Linked DNA regions of Mus musculus: region 1 is linked to region 2. The links are chromatin loops, found by intact Hi-C in ENCODE. Cell type or tissue: left cerebral cortex. All regions are shown on one strand. Links, peaks and the distances in the headings refer to the core of each region. The heading gives the core; the rest is flanking DNA. Region 1 holds the start of Pip4k2c (phosphatidylinositol-5-phosphate 4-kinase, type II, gamma). Region 2 holds the start of Mbd6 (methyl-CpG binding domain protein 6).

The links. Hi-C counts contacts between places; a loop is a spot of excess contacts. Peaks named below come from ENCODE experiments on the same cell type or tissue, not always from the same donor. Only the 100,000 strongest peaks of a DNase experiment are listed, where the experiment ranks them.
Region 1: it touches region 2 in a loop (4-fold over the local background); 1 of 42 quality-filtered maps calls a loop at or near these places.

What each region holds. Positions count from the first base shown.
Region 1 is chr10:127,203,762-127,220,067 of GRCm38, forward strand. Pip4k2c (phosphatidylinositol-5-phosphate 4-kinase, type II, gamma) reads right to left here and starts at 7,861. Exons shown (of 10, transcript NM_054097.3): 1 at 7,577-7,861; 2 at 5,109-5,206; 3 at 2,853-2,949; 4 at 1,914-2,057. The coding sequence starts at 7,750. In left cerebral cortex, for the core only: CTCF peaks have their summits at 8,419 (motif pointing right) and 11,913; DNase peaks (open chromatin) are centred at 5,377, 5,786, 6,390, 6,632 and 2 more places; H3K4me3 peaks cover 3,433 bases; H3K27ac peaks cover 3,984 bases.
Region 2 is chr10:127,284,813-127,295,320 of GRCm38, forward strand. Mbd6 (methyl-CpG binding domain protein 6) reads right to left here and starts at 4,206. Exons shown (of 13, transcript NM_001347171.1): 1 at 3,897-4,206; 2 at 2,815-2,878; 3 at 2,584-2,726; 4 at 2,256-2,358; 5 at 1,982-2,144; 6 at 720-1,760; 7 at 1-544. The coding sequence starts at 2,702. Ddit3 (DNA-damage inducible transcript 3) reads left to right here and starts at 5,981. Exons shown (of 4, transcript NM_007837.4): 1 at 5,981-6,079; 2 at 8,900-8,947. In left cerebral cortex, for the core only: no CTCF peak of the experiment used is centred there; DNase peaks (open chromatin) are centred at 2,157, 3,652, 4,290, 5,201 and 2 more places; H3K4me3 peaks cover 5,381 bases; H3K27ac peaks cover 4,550 bases.

The DNA of each region.
Region 1 (16,306 bases), core at 4,643-12,642, 76 kb before region 2:
GAAAGTTTGTACTTTTAAGAAAGATTTTATTCTTTTGATTTGTGTCTCTCTCTCTCTGTCCACAGTCTTCCCTTCAAAACCATAGTGATTTTAAGTGGCAATAAATGGTTTTAGTGAGCACTTTTGACGCAGAGATCCTAATCTATTCTTCTTTCCTGGATTCTCCATCTATACCCCAGTCATCACAGACACAGGAAACAGAAACAGGATGAAGTGTATCGGCCATGTCCAGAGCTGCACCCATCTCCCTCCAGAGAGCTCTCGCATGTTGTTTCCCAGTCGTTGACAAGTGGCACCAAGCACTCAGAGGCCCCTTTGCCTTAACTTCCGGTCTCCTCACAGGCCTGGAAGCCTGCTGCTTGGCTCTTCCATGCTCTCCTCATTCTCACCTAGATGGTTACAATTAACCGGCACCGCAGGCAGCTCTGTACGCGCCCTCTCCAACCCCCAGGGTTGGGTTCTTGCTTGCTTGCTTTCTCTGTTTCTTTGTCTTCTGTTTATAGCAGTGAGCACAGAACTCAGGGCCTCGTACATGCTAAGTATGAGTTCTATGTCCAACCCTTCATTTATCTGCATTTTTTTTTTTTTTGGTGGTGGTGTTTTTTTCGAGACAGGGTTTCTCTGTGTAGCCTTGGCTATCCTAGAACTCACTCTGTAGACCAGGCTGGCCTTGAACTAAGAAATCCACCTGCCTCTGCCTCCCAAGTGCTGGGATTAAAGGCGTGCGCCACCACGCCCGGCCAGCCTGAATAGCATTTTCAGTTCCCCGAAAACCATCTTCAGGATAAGACCCAAATTTCTATTCAACGGACTTATAGGCCCTTTCACTATCTGATTCTAGCTTAATTTTCCTAATACCACACATGCTAGCTACATTAGGATTTTTGCAATTTCGTAATATCAAACACCTGCATGGTACTGTGCTTTAACAAAGACCATTTCCCTTGTCCACCGTGTCCAATGATTAACCTCTACTTCTAACCACTCAAAATCCACTTCTGGGGTTGGTACAAGTGCTTGTCTCTAAGCCTGAAGTCTGCTCAGCCGCTGGGGCCAGATGATGAAAGGATAAAATCAGTCCCTGGAGCTATCCAACTGCCATCAGCAGGCAGCGGCATATGCGCTCATAAACAAACAAATTTTATATCTGTTTATCAAGACAGGGTTTCTTTGTGTAGTCCTGGCTGCCCTCAAACTCCCTCTGTAGATCTGTCTGCCTCTGCCTCTGCCTCCACAGTACTGGGATTAAAGGTGTGTACCACCACACCCAGCTTAAAAATAAAAATTTTAATTAAAAAATATTAGGGACTAAAGCCATGGCTCAGCAGTTAAGAACACCCGCTGCTCTTGCAGAGTCAAGGGTTCATTCCCAGTACGTATACAGCAGCTCACAACTGTCCGTAACTACAGTTCCAGGGGATCCAATGCCTCTTCAGGCCTGAGGGCACCAGGCACACACATGGTGTACCGACACGCATGCAGACAAAACACCCATAAACATAAAATAAAAAGGTTTTAAATAAAATGAATTCCTGAGTGCCCATGAGGTGGCTCAGTGGGGATAAGCATTTGCTACCTACCAGGCATGCAAGCCTGAGTCTGACCCCTGGAACCACATGTGGGGAAGGATGACCAACTCCAGAAAATTGTCCTCTGACCTCCGTGCTCATGCACACAAACAAACAGCGGTTTTAGACGATGCGTGCCCAGTGGGAAGAGACACACCCAGTTTCTGTTAAGTCAAACAGAAGCAAGCAGTGAGGCCCTCCTGCTGCTGCTGTACTTCCTAAGTGTGTAAAGAGAAGATAAGCAGTGCTTCTGAGGGAGAGACAGCCTATAGCAAGGAGCAGGGAAGCTGTGGGCTCTGCCAGCCTTGCGCACACAGTGGGACAGCTGGGCTGGAGAGGCCTGACCTGGTGGTAGTTGGAGAGGTTGCTGTGCATATCCGCAATATCTTCGCTCGACACTTCCTTGATGACCAGAGTGCGGTCATAGGAGATAAGGAAACGGCCATCACTGCCTTCAGTTTCGCTTGGGGGGCTTCGAGTAAGGGACACCTAGAGACAAAGAACAGGCTAGAAGCACCTCTTTCCATCCTATAGAAAGATACAGGGAGAACAGCCAAACAACCCCTTCTCAAAGAGCATGAAACTCGGCAGCAGACTGCTGAGAAGGCTCAGTGGGAGAGGTGTCTGCCCCCATGCCTGATGACTGGAACTAAATCCCTTGGACACATGTGAAAGAAAAAAACGTCTTCCAGAAAGGTTTCCTGACTCCCACATGTGCACATCACTAAGCCACTCAAACGCACAATAAGTAAATAAAATACAATAAACCCCGGGGAGAGAGATTCTGTGACGGTTCCTAATTCAGTTGCACACGCGGCTGAGCACAGCTGAATGTCAACTCTAAACGTGTGCACAGCCTGACCCAGCAGAGCAGCTTGACCAGCCCCACGTTTCCAAAGATGCTCTGGGCCACACTTGTCACAGACACACACACACACACACACACACACACACACACACACACACACAAACAGGCACAAAGAAACACAGACACACAGGCACACACACACACATACACAAACAGGCACAAAGAAACACAGACACTCAGGCACACACACACACACAGGCACAGACAGACACACAGACACAGGCACGCACACACAGACACATACACACAGACATACACAGAGATAACAGGCACATACAGACACACAGACATAGACACAGGCACACAGACATGTACACACACGACAGTATTACCCAAAACTCTCAATTCTCTAATCATAATGGCCAACAGACTCTCTAGTCGCCAGAGAGGACCCTCCCCCCGCAACAGACTCTCACCAAGTAATCGTGATCATCGATGGCAAACCGATCTCTCAGGTTCCTGAAGACCTGGGGACAATACTCCTTGAACTTGAAATGACTGGGAAGATTTTCTCTGAAATACAGGTTTTTCGGGGTAAGAAGTCAGTATCGCTTTACACTCATGCGAAGCTTGCTGGTTCATAAAGTACCTTTACACTATTGCCTGGTTCAATTCTCACAAAACCCTGTGAAGTACTTATTGCATTTATTCGGGTGGAGTGTGCTCAAATGTATGCATGTGTTACGGTATTATGTGTGGTGCATGCACGTGAGTGAGTGGTGCACACACCTGTGTGCTCAAATGCAGAGGCCACAGAAAGATGTCCAGTGTCTTCCTCTATTGCCCCTACCTTATGCTTTGAGACTGAACCCAAAGCCCACCATTTCTAATAAGCTCGCTGTCCAGCAAGTTCCCAGCTCACTTCCCTCTGCCTGTCCGACGCTGGGATTACGGGAACATGTAGCCATGCCCAGCTTCTTTATGTTTACTGGGGACTAAGGTCTCAATGCTTGCTGTACAAGTGCTCTTCGCTACTGAGACATTTCCCCAGCCCCAACTTCATTTGTTTTTGTTGCTTTAGTTTGTGAGGCCCGGTCTTACAGCCCAGGGTTAGCCCTGAAATGTTAGGCTGGCCCTGAATGCTGATACTCCAGCCTCAGCCTTTCACCACTGCCACATCTTAGGGAGGGCAAGTGTCTCCGAGTGACCGAGTGACCTGCCTACGTCACTCTGCTGGCCAACGGTGTGAATAAAGTGGGACTCACTGTACACCCAAACAGTAGTATTCCTTAAGCCCCAAATCCAGTAGAAATATCCTAAAATGGCTGGGCAGTAGTAGTTCACACCTTTAATCCCAACACTGGGAGGCAGAGGTAGGTGGATCTCTGTGAATTCAAGGCCAGCCTCGTCTACAGAGTGAGTTCCAGGACAGCCAGTGCTATATAGAAAAAACCCTGTCTCAAAAAAACCAACCAACCAAATAAATAAAATTGGTGGTATTTACTGATATTTTGAATGGCATCATCTTGTATTAGAAGGCCTCTAGAGGTCACAATTTTTTGGTTACGGAATCCCTACCAAAAGCTAATGACAAAGCTTCTGCATGCATTATTACTGGATGGAATAGACTAGAAGAAAGGGAGTAGGTGCATATACAAGAATGCAGGTAACTTTGGAAATATTTAAATTTAAAATTTTAATTAATTAATTGGTTATTTTTGAGACAGGGTCTCCCTATGTAGTCTATGTAGGCCAGTAGCTCAATATGCACACCAGGCTGCCTGGAACTCAGAGATCTATCCACCCGCCTCTGCCTCCCAAGTGCTGGGATTTTACAGGTGTGCATCACCACACCCAGGTATCTACTCATGTGTGTGTGTGCGTGGTGTGTGGCATGTGTGTGTGTGTGTGTGTGTGTGTGTGTGTGTGTGTGGTGTGTGGCGTGTGGCGTGTGTGGTGTGTGGCATGTGTGTGTGTGTGTGTGGGGGGTGGCGTGTGGTGTGTGTGTGCGTGCGTTCACATGTGTGTGTGGAGGTCAGAAGACAACTTGCAGAACCTGTTCTCCTCATCCCACCATATATCCTAGAGACTGAACTCAGGTTGTCAAACATGGAAGCAACGGCTCTGACCTGCTGAGCCATCCCACCATATATCCTAGAGACTGAACTCAGGTTGTCAAACATGGAAGCAACGGCTCTGACCTGCTGAGCCATCCCACCATATATCCTAGAGACTAAACTCAGGTTGTCAAACATGGAAGCAACGGCTCTGACCTGCTGAGCCATCTTGCTGGCCCTTAGATGGTTTTTGTGTTAGTTTTTGTTTTTTCACAAAACTGAATTTTTGCATTTGATTTCTAAGTCTAAAACCCTTTGACTCACTTAAAAACAGACTATTTACTATTCTCCTTGTTTTTTGAGAAAGGGTCTCACTGTGTAGCCCTGACTGGACCCACGAGCTCTGCTTGCCTCTTTGTCCTGAGTGCGGAGATTAAAGGCTCCACCACTCCAGGCCTTGTTTTTCTCTCCCTTTGAACACAAGTTTGTGTGAGTGTGAATAGGTGTGTGCACCACAAAGCTCATCTGGAGGTCAGAGGTCATTTCTTTCCACCACGTGGGTGCTGGGTATTGAACCCTTCTCCTTAGGCTTGGAGGCAATCTCCTCACCCACTGAGCCACCTAACTGGCCCTCTGCTGTTCTAGATTTCCATGAGAAGGGTGAGGACCACTCACCTATGGAAAAAGTGATTGTTGACCTTGATCTTGGAGCTGGCTTTAAAGTCATCTGGCAGCAACATCACTGGGGGCGGTACCTGGCTGAGCTCATTGATCTGGTGAAGCACAAGGAAGGAGGCCATGAGAAGCTCGGTCTGGGTGAGAATCAAGAAAGAGCATCCCAAAGCCCCCCTAACAAGACCGCTGACATCTGCAGGAAGTAAGAGAAGGGCCCTACCCCATCTGCTGCCCAAGAACTGCAGTCAGCCACCCTCACACGGCTCCTCACACTCCCACCCCCATGGAACTTCATGCTCACAACAGCCACTTTATATTTGGCAAGCCTTGCAAGCAACTCAGGACTATTTTTAAAGCTGTGAGAAATTCTAGAAAAAAAAAAAAAAAGAAAGAAAGAAAGGAAGAAAGGAAGGAAGGAAGAAAAGGAAAGGACAGAACCCCAAGACAGCTACATGCTTTGTTAGGGGAAAGAAAATGTATTTTTAAGGTGTAGAGAGTTAGTGGGACTCTGAGGGGCTGACAACAATGCAGAATGCAATGCCCCTACACTCTGGGTAGCGCCATACAGAAAGGACACTTCCAGATCACTCTGACCCAGTTCTCAGCAGTAGGTGCCACCTGCCTAGGCGAAGGTGGAGGGAGAAGGGCTGATCTCTGAGAAGATGAACACGTTAGGCGTCTGCTCCCCGGGTGCAGTTCAGTCGACAGCAGGAAGGATGCAGGTGGGATGCAGGAGGCATAAGCTCCCTGCGTCTCCAAACCTTGCAGCCCACTCACTCAGGGGAGACTCTTATCCGTCCTTTCTCATCTGTGTTACTACAACCCCTGTCCCCCGCTCGCGCCTCTAACAGTACATCTGCACAAAACTTTAATCCCCAGCTTATATTAAGTCCCTCTCCCTAGCTTTGGGCTCTGCAAGGGCAAGGCCCCGTCTAATCGGCACCTTGCAGGTTCAGCTAGTCTAGTGCCTGGCACACAGTGGTCCTGAACCGCTTATTAAGTGAATAGACAATGCCTGTCCTCATTTTCTCACTTGACAAAGGTTGCAGTCTAACCTAAATCCCACATGCCACAGTGCACGCAACTGCTCTTGTCCTCGGTAGGAAAGAGGACAGAACATATTCCTTCAGAAAGAAAAGAAAAAGAAAAAGCTACTTGAGAGTCCCAGCCTAAAATTCAGCTTTTCCTGCCTGCTCCTTACCACCTGCTAAGCACGCTGAATCATCGCTAAGACATATGTTCAAGGAGTTTCTCTGTTCTAAATCTTGAGGTTCATGTGTGCTGGCTGGAAAGCGAGGTGTTGATGGTATTTTGCCTAAAGAGCGTGAGGTAGGTCTTACGGGAAAACCCTCCCCTGTATGTACATGTTCCACGGGGATGGGTAAGTCACCTGGAAGGTACTAGGGCAGCCTTATCTCCACTAGTCTTACCCACAGCAAATGCCTTAAATGGAATCCTCGCTAAAGATAATACCCCTGAGAGCAGCCAAGGCAGAAGGGAGCTAACTGACCGCCAGCGATGTTCCAATCAGAACATAACAATGTGGCCTCTTCCTCGCCCCCTCACACCTCCACAACACATCATGTCTACAACCCAAAGAAGTGGTAATCAAAATAGTCCCTGTCAAGCTCAAGATAACTGCATGCTTCCTACTCCCGACCTAAGTAAGGAGAAAACCAGCCATGCCTCACTAGCCTTGGTTCCTCCACGATATCCTCAGGACAGGAGGTGCACTGGGCCCATCGGTCTCAGTTGCACTGTTCCGAGCCCCTTCTGGCACCTAAAGTCCACCAATAACGTCCTTGCCACCACGGCTCCTCAACCTTTCCCTGGTTACAGGTGACTCCATTTATAGCAAACACCATCACTCCAGCCAACAATGGGGACACAGCTAAGCCCAAAGACATATATTAGCATTTCGACCTCAGAGAGGGCATCCCTAGGGTAGAGTGGGGTAACTTCTCTGAAACGCTGAATCTCTGGAAAGGGCATGCAGGGTTAGAAGGTCCAAAAAGCCTAGAGGCATTCCCAGAAAAAGCCAAGGTTCGAAAGTCAAGGGCTGGGGCTCAAAAGCAAGGTGGAGAGGAAATCAAACTACTTCTCTGGCCAGGCAGTAGTACCCAGACACGCTTCACGCACTGTCGCACCCAGACCTCACCAATAACCCTTCAGAGCCACTCCCCTTAATGTCCCTCTGGCTGCAGCCGGATCCTGGCCAGTCCCTGTAGCCTGGGGCTGGACCTGACAGGAAGGAGTCAAGGAACAGAGCTGGATATCAGGTGAAGATGGAACTCTAGGGGAGGAGTAAAGGGGAAGGGGACAGACAAGAGTCTCCACCAGAAGCCACCCCGGGGGACACCGGGGAATGGTGCGCTGGGAACCAGGCCGGGCGGGGGAGAGGCGGCAGCGCGAGGACCCGGATGATCCTCGGGCCAAGGGGCAGGAGCCGGGGTCCCGCCGGTTCTTACCGAGTGAGCGACGCCCCACAGGAACACGCCCACCAGCGGGTCCGCGGCCCGGAACACCTTCACTTTCTGCTGTACGAAATGCTTCTTCTTGGTTTTGGAGGCGAAGCCGAATCCCGGGCCGGGGCCTCCAGCTGCCGCGGGTGCGGTGGCGGGAGGGACGGAGGAGGACGCCATAGTCTCCCGCGCACCCGAGCGAGTGGAAGCGGGAGCTAGCCGCGACTCCGAAGCCCGACCCGGAAGCGGTGCTCACCTGCGCAGCCGTCATGTGACCGGAGGCCCGCCCTCAGGCGCGCGAGCGGGGCGGGGCGGGGCCGGCGGGGATGGCTCCACCCCCTCGGCTGCCGGGCGGTCACCTGGCTCGGGTTGCACTCACAAGGATGCGGGGTTGGCGCTGTGCAGGGCGGCGCTTCTGTCGCTTCCGGTTCTGTCCAGTTTCTAGTGGATGAGCTCTGTCCGTAGGCGAACGTTCTGTTTGAGACCGGTCTCCTTGCTTAGTCCAGGCTGGCTTCAAACTTGCTATCCCCTGCCTCATTCTCGGTATAAAGTTTGGGTATTACGGAAGTGAGGATTGGTCCTCCATGAAGTTGGGGTTGCAGACTCCATGAAGTTGGGGTTGCAGACATGACAAATTTAAATATATACATTTAATTGTTCTATGTATATAGGTGTTTGGCTGGCACGATGTAAGTTCAGTGCCCCGGAGGCCAGAGGAGGGCGTCGGATCCTCCGAACTGAAGTTGTGGGAGCTGGGTGTCAAGTATGGTCCTCTGGAAGAGCTAATGCTCTTTTTTTTTTTTTTTTAAAGATTTATTTATTTATTTACTATATGTAAGTACACTGTAGCTGTCTTCAGACACTCCAGAAGAGGGCATCAGATTTCGTTACAGATGGTTGTGAGCCACCATGCGGTTGCTGGGATTTGAACTCAGGACCTTTGGAAGAGCAGTCGGCGCTCTTAACCACTGAGCCCTCCCTCCCTCCCTTCCTCCTCCTCCTCCTCCTCCTCCTCCTCCTCCTCCTCCTCCTCCTCCTCCTCCTTCTTCTTCTTCTTCTTCTTCTCTCTCTCTCTCTCTCTCTCTCTCTCTCTCTCTTTGTTTTTTGGGTGTTTGTTTGTTTGTTTGTTTGTTTTGTTTTGAGACAGGGTTTCTCTGTATAGCCCTGGCTGTCCTGGAACTCACTTTGTAGACCAGGCTGGCCTCGAACTCAGAAATCTGCCTGCCTTTGCCTGTCAAGTGCTGGGATTAAAGGCATGTGCCACCACTGCCCGGCTAAGTCATGTCTTCATCTTCTGGAAATATGAAATTTTAGGTCATGGCCCCAAGTTGATTTTTTTTTTTAATTCGTTCATTAATTCATCTAGTCAACAGGTATTTACTGAGAACATAATTGGAAGCCACTACCATTTTGGGGCTGATTCTCCTCTGGTTGAAGCAAAGGAAAAATTCTACCCTAGAGGAATTAAAAGTCTAAAGACGCAGACTAGCCAAGGAGAAGGCTGCAGTATTAAGAGATAAGGACATGCCGGGCAGTGGTGGTGCATGCCTTTAGTCCAGCACTCTAGGAGGCAGAGGGAAGCAGATCTCTAAGTTCCAGACCAATCTGGTCTACAGAGCAAGTTCCAGGACAGCCGGGGTTACACAAAGAAACCTTGTCTGGGAAAACCAAAATAAATAAATGAAAAGGTAAATTCAGAGCAAGATGTTGAAAGGCTTCCTAGGGAAAGAGCAGTATACAAAGATGAAGACCAAAAGGAAGACAGAAGACATAAAGACATAAGGCTAGAGACGGGACATGGGCACAGGAGACCCTCTTTGCTTTACACTGCTAGAATGTTTATTCTGACATTCCGGTGGATGACGAACATTGCCAAAATCCGTATACTGATGGTGAGCTAACCCAGTGAAGATGAAATGGCATCTACAGGCACAAGGTTTGAGGCCGGAAGTGTCCCTCAGTGCTACAGTGTTTGGCTAGCATGTGCAAGACCTGGGCTCATTCCCAGGTTCCACAATAAATAAAGAAGCACATGACTAAATAAAAACAGCTCAAGGTCAATTTGGAAAATTCACTGAGGGTGTGAGATTCAAAGGACAGGAGGAAGTCCCAGGCCGTGGCTACACCGAGAGGCTGTGGTGACTGGAAAAGGGCCCAGTGTTTAGCAGAGCCATCTGGACTGGGGATACAGGTTTAAGGATTGCCGTGGACTCTGTGGTCATGAGTGACTTTTCTCAGAACAAGCAAAGGACACTGGGACAGAGTATCATAAAAGAGGCCGGTGCAGCGCTGTTGAGATGCGTCTGTGTAAAGCCACGCCTGATGACCTAAGGCCTACCCCCAGAACCTATATGAGGGAAGGAGAGAAACAACTCCCACCCGTTGTCTTCTGACCTCCACATACACGGGCCTACCCACACATACACAATAAATAAATGTAACGTTTTTATTAGTTAAAATAGAGCTAGAGAGACGGCTCAACAGCTAGAGCACTAACTGCTCTTCAGACGACCTGGGTTCAGTTCCTTACATCCACACCGTGGCCAGGGATCCTGTCTCATCCTGCACAGTTTGGTCCTGGAAACCTGACTTGGGGTGGGGATAAAGAAGGGACAGATAAGCCGGGGCACGCCTTTAATCCCAGCACTCCGGAGGCAGAGGCAGGTGGATCTCTGAATTCGAGGCCAGCCTGGTCTACAAAGTGAGTTCCAGGACAGCCAGGGCTATACAGAGAAACCCTGTCTCAAAAAACCAAAAAAAAAAAAAAAAAAAAGAAGAAGGAACAGATAGACACAGAAGAAACCATAGACACACAGAGACAAAAGGTGGTGTGTGGAGAGCTTTGGGTGCCGCCTTCTAGGAATTTGGCAGGAATTTGACATTGGGCTAGGACAAGAAAGTAGGCTCTGGCAGCAGATGAATGTGCTGTTTATATCTTGATGGGTCTTGTTAAGACTCTGAATACAGTGGTCATGGGATCTGTGTTTATGCTTCATTCCTTAACTACTTTGTTTATGCCTTAGAGCTGACCTTATTCTTTGCATGTACTTAGAATGGTCTAAAAGCGGGCTGGAGAAAAATAGATACGCTTTAGCCTCTGCACTGGCTGGAGTCATGTTATAATGTTGTCTACTTGTCTTTTTCTTTTCAGTCCTCCCTCCCTTCCTCCCTCCCTCCCTCCCTCAAGACCCAGTTGACTGACTGAGCTGGCTTGGTCAGTGGAGTTAGGTGCACTGAGCAACTCAGAAACATTGTATGCAGCAGAAAGAGCAAAGGTTATAGCTAGTCCCAGGACAGGAAGCTGTAGCTTGCTTCTGAGTCAGCTGTAAAAAAAATGTAAGTTCAACTGTGCACGTGGTGGTAGTGCAAACCTTCAAATGCCAACACACAGAGGCAGAGTTGGGTGGATCTTTGAGTTCAAGTCCAGCCTGGTCTACATAGAGAGTTCTAGACCAGCCAGAGATACATAGTAAGACCCTGTCTCAAAAAACAAATATGTCCAGAGAAAAGAGAGCCATCATTTGGCTGTAAGGGGAAGGGAAGGGTGTGTCTTGCTGTGTGACTTTTCTGGCGAGATATAAAGAACAAACAGAAGGAGCTGGACTGAGGAGTTACCTATAGGAGTGTAAATGACTCCAAGCAGGCTGTGTCACCAAAGGCCCGTCCCCAGGCGAAGCCACATCTCCTCTCCTGCCCACTTTGCAGCAGCTCAGCAGAAGACTCTCCCGTAGTTCTTATAAAAGGCTTATAGAACCATTTGAGCAGCTGGAGACATCAGAACTATCTGTGATCCCTGAATCTTATACGTTTTATGAACTTCCGGTCTTAGGAGTCCCCCCTCCTCCCTCCCTTCAAAATTTATTTATTTTATGTATATGAGTACACTGTAGCTGTACAGATTGTACATTTGTGAGCCTTCATGTGGTTGTTGGGAGTTGAATTTTTTTAGGACCTCTGCTTGCTCTGGCCCAAAGATTTATTTATTATTATAAGTACATTGTAGCTGTCTTCAGATGCACCAGAAGAGGGTGTCAGATCTCATTACAGGTGGTTGTGAGGCACCAGGTGGTTACTGGGACTTGAATTCAGGACCTTCGGAAGAGCAGCCAATGCTGTTACCCGCTGAGCCATCTCACCAGCCCACCCCTCCTCCCTTCAGAGGAAATAGTTACCAACTCCCCATCCTTCCTGACTATCTTCCCTCTCTTCTGTGATGTTGCTCGAGCCTTGGAAGGGGTGATACAGATGTGTGGATTTCCACCCCCCCACCCCATTTACCACTGAGCATCAGACCACATCAACAGTCTCAAAGCTTGGTCTATTATGACTCTCTTCAGTGGCCACTAGGGGAAAGGGAAGTTTCCCTCTGAGAAGGCTGAAAGCTTCCACCGCAGATCTTTGCCTAGCTTACAGCACCAAAGCTTAATTCACTCCCTTAGGAAAGCACTTAGTTACACAACTGTTGCTCCAGTGGGCAAATCTTCCCTGGCATGTTGGTAACACAGGACACAGCATCCATAACTGAGCAGAACTGTTGGTAAGAATTATACCCCAGAGAATGCGTAGTGCCTTTTGGCACTGTGAAAGCCAGCTGCCAGGGAAGGCACTTCCCGATCAGTCCCAACTGGGCTTCCCTGTGCCCTATAGAGAGAGAATTCAGGGTCTCCAATAGTAGGTAGGATCTTCTCATCTATTTCTGGCATTTACTTTTGGCCTCAATTTATAGGAAGATATCTTATTGTTATCACTGGGATATTATTCAATAACCTTATTGGTTCTGGGAACATCCTTTTCTACCCACGCTGGCTTGTTTCATGTCAATTTGACACAAGGTAGAATCATCTGAGAGGAGGGAGCCTCAATTAAGAAAATGCCTCCATAATGCCAGGCTGTAGGCAAGCCTGTAAGGCATTTTCTTAATTGATGATGGATGGGTGAGGACCCAGCCCGTGGTGGGCGGTGCCATCCCTGAGCTAGGGGTCCTAGATTCTATAAGAGAGCGAGCTGAGCAAGCCACGACGAGGAAGCGGCACTTGTCCATGGCCTCTGCATCAGCTCCTGCCTCTAGACTTCTGCCTGGCTTGAGTTCTTGATTCGGGATATGTGAGCCACATGACCCTCTTTTCCCCAAGCTGCTTCTGGTCATGGCATTTTGTCACAGCAATGGCAGTAGCCTTAACAAAACACCACCCATGCATGATACTTTCCTTTAGGTTCCTTAGCTACGGCTTCAACTCTTCCAGGATGCCTTTCCAAACCTGCACTACGCTCATGCATGAGCGTTGCATAACGGACTCTTTCTACAGAGGGTAGGCAAGATCTCTGAAGGCCCAGCACCATCTGTTCTAAGGGAATGCCAGCTGGTCATAGGTGGTTAAGGAGATACTTCAAAAATGTTCACAAGGACCAGTATATCATGAGTGTATCTTCATCAAAATCTCAGTGCTGAGCCGGGCGTGGTGGCGCACGCCTTTAATCCCAGCACTCGGGAGGCAGAGGCAGGCGGATTTCTGGAGTTCGAGGCCAGCCTGGCCTACAGAGTGAGTTCCAGGACAGCCAGGGCTATACAGAGAAACCCTGTCTTGAAAAACAAAACAAAACAAAACAAAACAAAATGGCAGTGCTGGGTACAGCAATATGGATGAAAAACATTTCTCCTCACAATCAAGTCCTTTCCCATGAGCCATCTGACCTCATCCAGGAGGTCTGCTGCTGCATGCCTGCAACCAGAGCTGGCTCTCCAGCATGGTGGCCACAACCTCTCCTTGAGCCACATCTGGCTGTTGAAAGGGTCCCAGGCTTAGCCAACAGTGTCCAACACGCCTAGAATGCATCCTTTGGTAATCTGTTGCTCAATTTTATATCCTTAGAGACTCATAGTGCTGACTTTGGCTTCTGATCAGGTTTCTCTCCTAGGAATGGTAGATTTACACAAATCTAGCTACATTTCCCTAAGTGATAAAGGCAGAAGTGATGGTTTGAATATGGTTGACCCAAGGAGTGACACTATTTGGAGGTGTGGCCTTGGTGGAGTGGGTGTGGTCTTGGTGGAGGAAGTGTGTCACTCTGCCTATGGCCTTTAAGACCCTAGTCCTAGCTGCCTAAGAGCAGTCTTCTGTTTGTCTTTGGAACAAGTTCTTGAACTCTCAGCTCCTCCTGCACCATGTCTGCCTGGACAGTACCATGCTCCCATCTTGATGATAATGGACTGAACCTCTGACCTGTAAGCCAGCCCCAATGAAATGCTGTCCTCATAAGAGCTGCCTTGGCCATGGTGTCTATTCACAGCAATGAAACCCTAACTAAGACAGCAAACTTCTTTGTCTTCTTCCTCCCCTTACCCACCCTTGCCCTTCTTGAAATAGGTCTCACTAGATGGTCTGCAGTTCTCTATGTAGACCAGGCTGGCCTTGAACTCACAGAGATCCACTTGCTTGTTTCCCAAGTGCCGAGACGAAATGCTGCAACTCCTCTCCTCTCTTCTTTAAAAAATTTGCTTTAGCACTTTGTAAGCCCAGTTTACACATTAGTCCTGTTTGGTTTCAGACACTGGGACACAGGACTGAAGTGCCTTTTTCAGGCACTCGAGGTGGTTCCAGGTTCTCCCAGCATCCCTCAGTCCCTACCTGGCATACCCCACCTCCAACCCTGAACTCTCCAGCCCAGGGGCTGGGCTACCCTTCCTCCAGAGGCTCTTTCCTGTATAGTCCAGATAATTTGGGGCCTCCCCCCCACTCCCTCTTGCTCCTCCTTTTCTTTCCCTCCCCCTTCCTTCTCTCTGCATGTATGTTTTTCTCTTTCTCATCCCCCTCACCTCTGTCTCCTATAAAAAAAATTAAAATCCATTTTCCTCTTTCCCAGCCCCTCCTACCAGAATAACAATGCTGAGACTAATTATTTAATAATAAATGCCTTGGCCACAAGCTTCTGCTCAATCCCTGACTGGCTCGTAACTGATTCAACCCATTCAACGACTCGGTGTGTTCCACAAGGTTAGTTATGGTTAGTTACCTCGCCTTCAATTCTGCTTCTTCCTTCTCTCTCTTTCTCTTTGTTTCTGTCTCTCTCTCTCACACACACTCACACACTTACTCACACTCACCTCACTCACTCACACTCTCACTCACACACATTCTCTCTCACTCACACACACACACACACACTCACACACTCTCTCTCTCTCTCTCTCACTCACACACCATCTCCTTTTATTCTCTCACTATTTCCCAGAATCATCTCACTTCCTGCCAGTGCCCCACCTCCTATTTCCTGCCTCAGCTCATTGGCCATCAGCTTTTTTATTGACAGGCGATACTTATAAAAGATTCTCTTTGACTCAGCAGTTAAGAGCACTGGCTACTTTTCCAGAGGTCCTGAGTTCAATTCCCAGAAACCACATGGTGGCTCACAACCGTCTACATTGGGGTCTGATGTCCTCTTCTGGCACACAGGTGTACACACAGATAGGGCAGTCAAATACATAAAATAAATACATTAAAAAAAATTCTCATCACAGTCTCCCTTCCCATGACGGCATCCCTGGTTTCCTTCTTTGTGAACTTGCCGGCCTGAGAGCTGCTTCCCATTAAACCTGCCTTTATATATAGTTTAACCTGGCTTGAACTGGCTCATTTTAACCAGCAGAGAATAACGTATCAGTCTAAGCCATTCGCATTCACTGTCATGCTCCTGTCTCATGACACTCAGGATGCAGAGCAAGGCAGATCTCTGTGACTTCAAGACTTTTCTACAAAGTGAGGTTCAGGCAACCCAGGGCTACACAACGAGCCTGACTCTATCTCCAAAGTCAAAGTAAATGCCAGGGGCCGGCCCCAGGGTCGATAGAGTTTTCCCAAAAGATGAGGAGTGTGAGAGGAAGGAGTGAGTCAGGCACTGCTGTCAGGGAGACCTTGCACTTCTGACTGACCAGCAGTCAGGTTGCTTCCTTATTTATTCGGGTTTCACGGAGCAAAGGCCGATTAGTGATTATCTGAGAAGTACAGATTATATCAGTTTGTCTCCAGACAGGTTTTTGATTTTTCATCACATGTCCAGGGTTACAAGTTTAGTTGAAAGAACCTAGTGGGGAAACCCCCACTTAATTTCCGTTCGGCGTGCACCCAAGAATCACGAACAGACGACCATCTTGATGTAAAAGCATGAGGTAGTTTAATGACGGAGCTCCGGGCCAACACATATCTCCAGCAGGAGACAGAGGTGTCGACCACATGGTGGAGCCATAATGGCGGAGCTCCGGTTCGAAAGGTATCTCACACAGGAGACAGTGGTTTCGACCCTGAGGCTTGGAAGCTAGGGACTTTTATAGAAAAGGGGTGGGGCTGGGGGGAGGAATTGGCGAGGTTTCACATGATTGGTCCATTTAAACATCAACAGACTGTCAGAAGGGTGGGAGATAGGGAGGCACTAGGCCAGTCAGGACATGTAATGACGGGCCTGCCCAGTCATGTCCTGGCCTGTTCTGCTATGTTCTCAGCCCCAGGTTTCAAAGCTCACAAACAACTCTTTGGGCTACTTGACATAAATTACATGAATCACATGTCTCAAATTTTATTTCCTTTCATAGTCACAATTAGAAAGTGCAAATAGAACAAATTTTATTTTTATTATTAGCCCTATAATTCCAATTCAAAGACTCTAAAGAATGTTTCTGCCACAGCTGACCAAGCCAGCTCAGTCAACAGAGTCTCGAGGGAGGGAGTGAGGATTAAAAAAAAA
Region 2 (10,508 bases), core at 1-8,000:
AAACCTGAAAATGGCTCCCCATTTGGACCCCCAGCTCCCTCTGCAGAGCCTTCCCCATCCCCAGCTGTGGGGCCCAGGGCCAACAGGGGCAGAAAAGAGGCAAGGAGATTGCTAGGGGGTGCAGAAGGAGGCGGGAGGAGGTCGGAAGGGGGTGGTGAAAGCAGAGAAGCCACCAAGAGTGAAGGCCCTTCGGGCTCGCCTGGGGCTGAGGGAGGGCCAGGCCCCCCTGGCGGGGGCAACAGGGGCTCAGGAGGAGGCTGTCCTCCCCCCGCCAGCACACCAAATAAACTGTGGCTAAGGAATGGAGAAGGGGGAGGCTGCCCCAGACTCAGAGGGAGAGGCAAGGCCCCTAGCATCCCCGGGAAGCCAGCTCCACTGAGAGCCAGGCCCTGCTCAGGGCTGGGGAAAGGGAAAGCCTCCCCACCAGCCAAGGGAGGCAGAGGGCAGGCTGGGCCTGCCCCCATCCCCAGCCCATCAGACGGGCTTTGAAGCACAGGACTGGGGACTACGGGGGCTTTGGAGGCAGCTGGTGGGGCAGGGGCACCTGTAAAAGAAAACAAACTCAGCTCCTGGAAAGCCCTCTTCCTGGCACCCACAGAACCCAACCTCTCCAACACAAACCCCCAACCCACCAGAGTGCTCTCCAAACTACCCCCTCCCCGCCCCCTGTGCCCTGGATGGCTGTAAGGCTGAGCTTAGAAATCCCTTGTCACTCATACCTGGCACACTGCTGAGGCTGCCACTGGTGGTCCCAGGCAGAGAGGGCTGAATGGGGTGCCTGGGCTGGGGAGGGCTCCCTGAGGAGAGGGCTGGGGGAGGAGGAAGGTGTGCATCTGACCCCAAAAGGTTAAAGCTTCCATCCGAGTGGGAAGGGCCAGGGGTGGGGAGTCCCAGTAGGGACAGCACAGAGGGGAGAATAGGCTGGGATGGCTCTGGGAGAGGAAAGGGCTGAGGGACAGGAGCAGGGGCCCGAGGACGAGTCCGTCTAGGGGTCTGAGGGCCTCCCCCTTCTAGCAACCGCAAGACAGTTGGGGGCCGGCGAGGCCGCCGCTGAGAGGGACGGGGTGATGCATGGGCAGCTGAGGGTGCCTGGGCACGGGGCCTTCGGCCCTGTAAAGTGCTGGGAGGGGGCAGCTGGGCCTTGGCTGCTGCAGAGAGCAGACTGCTAGCAAGGAATGGGGGTGCCCCAGGCCCCTCCACTGCGGGGGCCCCTCCCAAGGATCCCAGGACCAAGGGCAGGTGCATAGTGGCTGAAGACACTGGTGGCTGAGTGGCAGGACCAGGGGGGCCAGGGGGACCAGGGGGGTTATTGCTTGGGGGCAGGGGAGGAGATGTTAAGGCATCGCTACAGTGGAAGAGAGGAGAGTCTGAGGGTGGTGAAGAGGAGGCGTGAGGGGCTGGAGGAGAGCCCAGGTCAGAGGGCACCAGGTTGGATCGGAGGGAAGCCCCCCAGTTGTAGGAGGGGGCATTGAGGCTGATAGCAGGTGGGGGAGGTGGGGCTGGAGAGGGAGCATTGCCTCTTGGGAGGAAACAAGGGCTGCTGCTGCCTGCAGAGGGAACTGGATCAGGAAGCCGGGGTGGTGGGAAGAGCCCTGCAGGGCCTGTCAGAGGGGGGAAGGCCTGGGGAACGGAAGGTGGGTCTTGGGGAATGGAGCCAGGACCCCCGTTAAGTGGAGTTGTAGGAGGAGCTCGACAAGGAGGGCGGACAGAGGGGGGCCCTGGGGACACAGTGTGGAACATCTGGGGGCTTGCTCCCTCTCCTGCAATAAATGAGAAGTCAAGGGTCAGCTTGTGGGTCCATCCCTGCCTCGAATGCTGTCTTCTCCAGTCCCAGTGCCCACAAGTCACAACCATGTCCTTTCTCACCAAGCTGCCCCCACTGACTCCACCCTGGGCCTGCCTTCTCAGATCACCTCCCCCACATCCACCTTCCAGGCCCCAGGTTTCCCCCATTTTTCTCTAAAGTGGCAGGAAAACTCACCAGGAGAAGAGTGTGAGCAGGTGGTCTCCATGCTGCGGTACAGAGTTGCCATGGCAACAGCTTTCCGCCTGTGGTTGCACAGCTTGGTCATGTCCTCCTCTGATGCAGGCCCCACCCCAGCCCCACCCGGGGTCACCGGGGCCAGAGGGTCAAAGTTGAAAACCTGTAAGGTAGGAAGCATGGACAGGGACAGTGAGGGGGTGGGATCTCAGGGAGGCACGGTGGTTTGTAATTGGCTTATGCATTGAGTCTCTGGCACCCCCACAGCTCTGACCTTGGGTACATTAAGTGGACACTCCAGACCGCACTTGCAGGTCCCATCGCTGAGGAGGTAGCTACGGGTTTGCTCCAAGGAAGACAGCTCTGTGCCACTTGGGCTGGGAAAGAACAGGGTCACAAGTATGGGGTTAATCTCAGCCTATCTGGAGACACTTCCTAAAGGACAGTTAAATGCTTTCCTGGGAAGGGCAAGGCGGAAAGGACATGGGAAGACACAAAGAGTGAATGGATCCAGAGACGCAGAGATACAGAGAGCAACAAGGTGCCAGGAACCACAGCTCTGAGAGGAGGGGTGAGGGGACGAAAACTCTGAAAAGCCATACCTGATATAGTACACAGCACCTTCTCGCACACAGCGTTGCCACCCGATGGGGATGGGGACAGGCGTGGCGGCAGGGCCCCCAGCTCTGTCTGCTGCACTGCTCGCATTGTCTCCATTCATTGTGTGTGATGAGCTCCCCTGTGCCTGACAACACAGACATCCATGTGGGCACGAGGACGCTTACACCGGGCTGGGTACCTGAGGGAGAGTTCTGTCATACCACCATGGCTACCTGAACATCTCTGCAAACATTGTGGGATCCAGTCTAAAGCCGGGGCCACCAGCTTAGCCCACACCTGCAATACAAGGAAAGAGAAGGGCCTCTCAGTCTACCAACTCAAGAAACACCACAGCCCAGAGCACTCAAGGAAAGGACCATAAATAACATGACGTAGCGCCTGTAAGGACCTCAGGATCTGCTGGCCATGTCCACAACGGTCCCCTCCAAGCCCAGTCCCTAGAGACCAGAGGAGTTCAGCACCTCAACTCCCAAGGACCACAAAACCATTCCCTAATTTCTTGACATATGAAGGCCTAGTTCCCTTTGTCTAGGCACAGAAGACTTCAGCTAGGAGTGTGGGCAAATTCCCATAATGCCAGGCCACTAGGAAGTTTCCCAGTGTCTGGCCACTGCTGTGCCCTCCCCCAGGAAGATCATATAAAAAGTACAGATTGCCCCACAGGTCACCAAGCAATTGCCCAACTGCCTGGCAGGGTAGTGCCAGCTGAAATCCCCCCATGCCCACTCCATCCAACAATCTCGGATCTAATTCATTTGGACCTCCAAAGAGGCTGGAGCCAGAGCTCTGTCTTCCTCCAGGATCCTGAGAACTCCTGGTCCTCTCAAGCCGACGAAAAGGGGATTCATAATCCCCCACTGGCTTCCAATTAACAACAAGAAGCATTCCCTGACATGTAGGGACGGCCCTTAGACCTGCAAGTACCCCTCACCAACCTCACCATCGCTCCCGCCGCACACTGACGGCTTCCAAACTTTCCCTCTCATAACAAGGCGCCCTGTCACCCAGACTGCTTCCTTCAGCTCGGGGAGGAGGGGAAGGCAGGCGCACGAAGTAGGAAGGAACTTGGGGAGAGGGCGGGTGGAGGGTGGGCGAAGCACTGAAGGGAGCGAGGTCAGGAAGGCAGAAGTCAGGCACTTTGGGAGGAGAAATGGCGGGGGCAGGTGAGGGTGCGGGGCTGTGGATGGGGCCAGGGAAAGGGGCCGAAAGGACGCGGAGGGGGCAGAGGGTAGGGACAGAAGGGGAGGAGAGAGAAGGGAGGGGGAGGGGCGGGGGGGCCGGGCCCCGCACTCACCGCGGCCCATGGTTCGGCTGGCCCCGCCCTGCGCAGTCGCGGCCCAGAGGGTGAGTGGGAGGGGGTGGGAGGTGGGTCGGTGGAGCCCGAGCCTCCGGTACGGCCCCGGCCGGTCTTAGCAGGAAGCGCCGCCGCCGCCGCCGCCGCGGATCACCGAGCGGCCTCCCGCGCATGCGCCATAGGGGCCAGGGGCAGCCCTGGGGATTCCGTTCCCAGAAGGCACCGCGCAGGCTGCTACCGCCGCCGCCGTCGCTGCCGCCGCCACCGCCGCAGCCGCCGCCGCCGCCGCCGCCGCTGCCCGGACGGGAGAGGGGCGGGGCCGGGCCCCCGCCCAGCGGACAGCAGCGAGCCAACAGGAGGGGACGCAGTGCGCATGCGGGAGCGCGCCTACCCCTCCCCCACAACCCCCCATTAATCCCCAAGAGAACAAACACCCCACGCGGCCCCCCCCCACCCGCCCTCCGCGGAAGGATCTGGGCCTCTTCCCAGGCCACTGGTGGCCAATCCCAGTCCTCCCTCGGGAGGGGCCCCTTCCGAAGCCACAATCTGTTGGGGGAGTCAGGAATGTCAGGTCCGGGAGGGGCCAGCCCTAAAAGATGAAAGTCGCGACTTGCCCTGCCCCGCCCCAAAGGCTTCCCGGGTAGTGTGCAGAGACTTGACCCGCCTCTCCAGGTCAACATGTCACAACACGACCTCAGCCTGTCAAGTCACATGACCTCTGCCTGTCACTGACAACCTGGTCTGTCTTTAGGCCAGGAGAGACCATCTGGTCCAACCCACCCCCCACCTCTACTAACAGAAGGGGAAATGAAGGTCTGGAGCGAAGGAGCAGTCTGGCCAAGGACCTGTCACCGTCGCACCATCCAATAGCAACCGGTCTTGGTTCAGTTTCTACTTAAACTCTGGCTTGCCCCTCTTGAGTCTACGACAGACTATGTAATAGGCCACCACATGGCCTCTGTTTTCATGGCACAAAAAAAAAAAAATACGTTTTGCAAGATGTTTTTACTTTTACTCAAGTTTTCTCCACAGAGCTGCTTTTTACCTTTATCGTTGTTTAATTTACAAATGAGTAAGGTAGAATCCTTGGACAAATTAAACTAGAATCTGTGTTTCCTCTGATGACCCAGTCCAGGGCAATCATGCGTTCAAGTGCATGCACGTCCCAGGCTCTACTGTAGGTCGTGAACTCAGACAGCTAGAGGCAGGAGGCCAGCTCCTCAGCAGGGAGTCACAGGACTCGCTATCTCGGAGAAGGAAGAGGGTGGATACTGGGCTTAGTGAAGGGCGTAAGAGCATCACACAAAGCAGGGGTGGGATGAGGAGGAGGCAGCAATCTACACTCTGTAAAGAACTTCAATCCTAGCACGTAATGGACGATTCAGAAACAAGCGTTAAAGGTGCCTCTCTGAGAGAAGCGGGTGGACTATCAAGGAACTCAGTCTTTGGGACGCATTAGAAGGCTAAAAGAGGAGGAGAGCTCTTAAAAGATTCGAGGAGATGTCAATCCAGGTGAACAAATTGGAAACTTTAAAGAGGTTCCAGAGCCCCGGTGCCCATTAGCTGGGAGGGGCCAGGGAAAATGGGAGCCTTTCATGGAGGAGTAAGTTAAAGGTGATGGGAGGTGGGCAGACAAGTTCAGGAAGGACAGCCGTTGGGGCCGTTGGACACTGGGAGCTGGCGCTCCGCCCTCTTTCCTCTCTCCCCCATAGCCCCCCTCCCGCACCTCCCACCACCATCGACGTCCCCTGCGCGTGCGCGCGCGGACACCGGTTGCCAAACATTGCATCATCCCCGCCCCCCCATCCCCTCCCTCGCCGCGCTCTCCTCCGCGCGCGCGCATGACTCACTCACCTCCTCCGCGAAGCCGCGTGACCCAAAGCCACTTCCGGGTCCGAGACAACGTAGACTCTCAAGCCAGAGGGCGCGATGGGGGTGGGGCCGTGAGACTCCTGAGTGGCGGATGTAAGGGATGAGGCGGAGCCAGTGCCAGCGTGCCGCTTTCTGATTGGTAGGCTCCTGGACCCTGCCCCCCCCCCAGGAGGGGCCGGACAGCATAAAGGATACTCGCTCTCCGCTCTTGAGGTCAGTTATCTTGAGCCTAACACGTCGATTATATCATGTTGAAGATGAGCGGGTGGCAGCGACAGAGCCAGAATAACAGCCGGAACCTGAGGAGAGAGGCGAGTACTGGCTCCGTCTAACCCTTACCTTCCCATCCTGGCCAGCATAGCTATTTTATAAAGTTGGAGACAACTGTTCTGGAGGATGTAGCCCCACCCCTTCCACTGTAAGCTTGTAGACTGGGAAGGGTGAAGGCCGGGAATCCCTGATTCAGGAATGGTGCTTACAGGCCCTCTCTTGCATTGGGCGATTGCATTCCCGTTCCCTTGTCTCGAGTTGGTCCCCACTCTGCAGAGGGACTCCGGTTGCCTTCGGGAACTTGTCTCTGTAGTGCGAACTGCGGGCCAGCTTAGGCCTGGGCAGTTCGCAGGAAAGGCGGGGCAGCAGGACACACCCCCAAAGTCGGGGACTCTGGCTGTCTCAGCCTTTTCTTCACCAGCCTCATTCCCCCCAACTCTTTCAAGCTGAAGCGCCTCAGTCAAGGGGCCAACATGGCCACGTTAGTAGCTGACTCTCAAGTTCAAGAGAACGCGAAGACTGACAGATCTTTGCGAGTGGGGGTGCTGGTGGGAGGAGCATAGATGGGTTTTTCCCTTTTCCCCAGAGGTTTCTAGGTTTCCATACAAGAGAGCAGCCTGGATCTCTTTAACTATGGGAAATTATTTGGGATCTCTCCAGGGTCTTCTGCTTCTCCCAGGGCTGATTGATCTCTGCTTCTTTCCTCAGTCCCGTCTCCTAACTAAACTGTGTAACCATTGCGTCAGGCCAGCCCACTGTTTGTCTCTGCACCCTCAGGCCTGGGGCTCCTCTGCTGATGAAAGCCAGGTCCCACACACTGGAAGACCAAGGGAGTTTTCCCTAGAGGACAACCCTGCAGAGAAACACTCAGGGCAATATTGCATCTGCAGTCCCCAGAGACAGCCAGCTCCGCTCTGCCTTTAGGCTCAGTGGGCTTAATTCTCTATAAGGGAACTTGGGGGAGGGGCTTTTTCCCCATTCATTCCTAACAAATGCCTAATAAGCACCCACTATGTACCAAGTATCTGGGGACCCAGGGTATATTAGGAGCAAAAGATAAAACTGTTCTCAATAAAACTTACATTTCAGTATAAAGCAAAAGGGAAAAAAAAAACAAAAGCAGGGCAGAATAGTTCAGGGCGGTGACTAGAGGTTGTCATCAGAAGCCAAGCCTGTGAGCCAAGCCCCGGTGTTAGAGCTTTATAGAAGGGAGAGGCTGAGCAACAGAGTTAAGATAAGCATGCCATGCCGGTATCTTTAGGAACAGGACTAGAGTAAGCAGGAGAGGGTGATGAAAGGAAACTCAAGCAGCCGGTCTCATAGAGCCTTGCAAGCACCCTCATGATGCTAATCTTTAACAATCATGAAACAGGAAGCCATTGGGGGATCTGAGCAGAGGAATGATCATAGCACATGCATTTAATTCCAGCACTCAGAGAGGCAGATCTCTGAGCTCCAGGCCAGCCAGGGCTACATTATGAGACCCTGACTCAAAATAAATACAAAAACAAAGGGTTAGGTATGTAGCTCAATAGTACACTGCTTGCCTGGTATGTAGAGGACCCTAGGTCAACCCACAGCCGTGAAAATAAAGTAAAAGACAAGAATAGAAACAGGAGGTCTCAGCTGAACATAGTGGCACAGCCTTTAATCCCAGCACTTGAAAGGCAGGCAGATCTAAATTCAAAGCCAGAGAGTCTACAAAGCAAGTTCCAGGACAGCAAAAGCTACATAGTGAGACCCTGTCTAAAAGAGAAAGAAAGGAAAGGAAAGGAAGAAAGAAAGGAGAGATTTCAAAGAGGCTTCCAAAATAATCCAGGGAAAGAAATGTATGGTAAATTTATATCTGGAGCCAGGCAGTGGTGGTGCACGCCTTTAATCCCAGCATTTGGGAGACAGAGACAGGCGGATTTCTGAATTCGAGGCCAGCCTTGTCCACAGTGAGTTCCAGGACAGCCAAGGCTACACAGAGAAACCCTGTCAAGAAAAACCAAAAAAATAAATAAATGAAAAATAAAAAATTGCATCTGGAAATAATGTAGTAATGAGAAATACTTAGGTTTGGGGTACTTTTAAAGTTGTCAGTGCTTTAGGCTGAGCTGTGGTATCTGAGAAAGGGGCATCAAGGATACCAAAGTTTTTGGCTTTCAGCACCTAGAGTTGCCATTTAGTAAGAACTATACAGCCTTGGTAGGAAAGGCCTTTCATGTAAGCTGAACGCCTGCTCAACACTGCCAAGGAGCTGGAGATCCCAGAGCAGGTCTGCACTGAGGCTGCCAGTGGGGGGATGGAATCTGAGCAAGCACTGCTGAGTTTACTCTTCCTTCCCTCTAGTTCTGTCTCCCTTTGGCGGACTTGAGGTCTATCTGGGATTTAGAGAAAACTTAGTTGGCCAGGACTTTGCTATTATGTAATCAAGACGGCAAATGTCAGCAACTAAAAATAAAGTTAAGCCTGCCTCTGTCCTTGGAGTTGGCTTCAGGGACACACACGCTGCAAGACACACGCCTGTGTGTGTGTGTGTATTACAAGAGAAGAAATGGCTTCAGGGACACACCCGCTGCAAGACACACACACCTCTGTATGTGTGTGTGTGTATTACAAGAGAAGAACTGGAGCCTGGTCTGCAGAGTTGTTGAGTTCCAGAATTCCAGGATGCCCAGGGATGCACAAAGAAACCATCTCACAACCCATTTTAGAAAGGATCTAGAAAAGGGCTAGGAGGAGTTAGAAAGGATCTAGAGAGGGGCTAGGAGGAGTTAGAAAGGATCTAGAGAGGGGCTAGGAGGAGTTAGAAAGGATCTAGAGAAGGGCTAGGAGGAGGCTGGAGGTAAAGGACTGTTTTTTCCTTTTCTCCACAGTGTTCCAGAAGGAAGTGCATCTTCATACACCACCACACCTGAAAGCAGGTAATCTTGGCCACCCTCTCAGTCAGCTGCGAATGCTGCTCATGTTGCTTTGCTGGGGGAGAGTTAGACAAGGCCTTCATCTGAACAAGCTTTTGCTGTCAGACCATGTCTTTCTCTGACCCCATAATGTTGTTTGAGAGCTGGCTTTCGAAGTCAGCCTCAACAATGGCAATTGGTTTGTCTTCCCAACTCTCAGTCCACACCAAGATTAGACCCAAAGGACCTTTTGCCCAAGCTTCCCACACGAGAGAAAAAAAGAGTACAAATGGCCTGGTAATTGCCCCTGGAAATTACCAGTAGTGTTCCCAAGAGAGTTGAATACTTTTACTGTAATCCTGTAAGAATATATATGTATAGCCAAGCCCAGTGACTGTTCCTCTCTCAGAACTTGAGAGGATCCTGAAGTTATCTGTAGTAAATCCTTCTCAATAAAGGGTATGTTCTATCAGGTGTAGTGGTGCATACCTTTAGTCCCAGCACTTGGGAGGCAGAGGAAGGTAAATGTCTGAGTCAAAGCCAGCCTATTTTGCAGAGTGAGTTCCAGGGAAGCCAGAACTATATATACAGAGAAACCCTTTCTTGAAAATACACCCCCCACCCTCCAAGTTTTGTTTCCAGGAGCTAGAGAGATGACTCAGTGGTTAAGAGCACGTGCTCTTCTTGTAGAGGATCTAGTCTAACTCCCAGTACCCAAATGGCAGTTCAAAACCATCTATGACTCTAGTTCCCAGGGAATCCATTCCCTCTTGTGGCCTCCATGTCTACCAGGAACACACACACAGCACACATTCAGGCACTCACTTATATATGCATAGATAATAAAATAAATATATCTTTGGGAAAAAAAAAAAGATATTTAAGGTTAGGTAGCCAGCCTGGATTAAGCTTGGTAGTGACCAGCATATAAATGAAAACAAAACAAAAAGTTGGAAAGCTGTGTGGGGGTGGTGCATACTTTTAATCCCAGCCTTCAGGAGGCTGAGGCAGGTTGATCTCTGAGGCCAGTGTGAGTTCTAGGACAGGCAGGGCTACACAGAGAGACCCTGTCTTGAACAAACACCAAAAAGAATGGCAATGAGAGCCCGGAGAAAGCCTATCAGTTCCACACCCATGCTGCCTGTGTGCCGTACCTGAGTCAGGTTTCCAGCAGCCACAGAAGGTGGCTCACATGGCCTGGACCTCCAGCTCCAGGAGAGCCAATGAATGCTGCTGGCCCCCAGACACTGAATTACATCCGTTTCAGGGTCCTGGCCATGGTGTGCATGTGATCATCTGGACAACTTTTGAGAGTTGGATCTGGCAGGGTCAAAGTCAAGGCTGCTAGGCTTGAGAGGCAGCCATCTCCCCATCCCGACACACCATCATTAGTGTGTGTGCAGGTCAGAGAACAACTTGTGCGAGTTGACTCTTCACCTCCACCCTCTGCCAATGTAGCCTTCAAGGAGTGACAACCCATGCCCTTACCTATCGTGCAAGACCAGTAAATTTTAAATTCTACGTGTTAGAAAAGGGACAAGGTCAGCTCACCGACTGTGGTGAATGGAATGTATGTCCTTTCCAG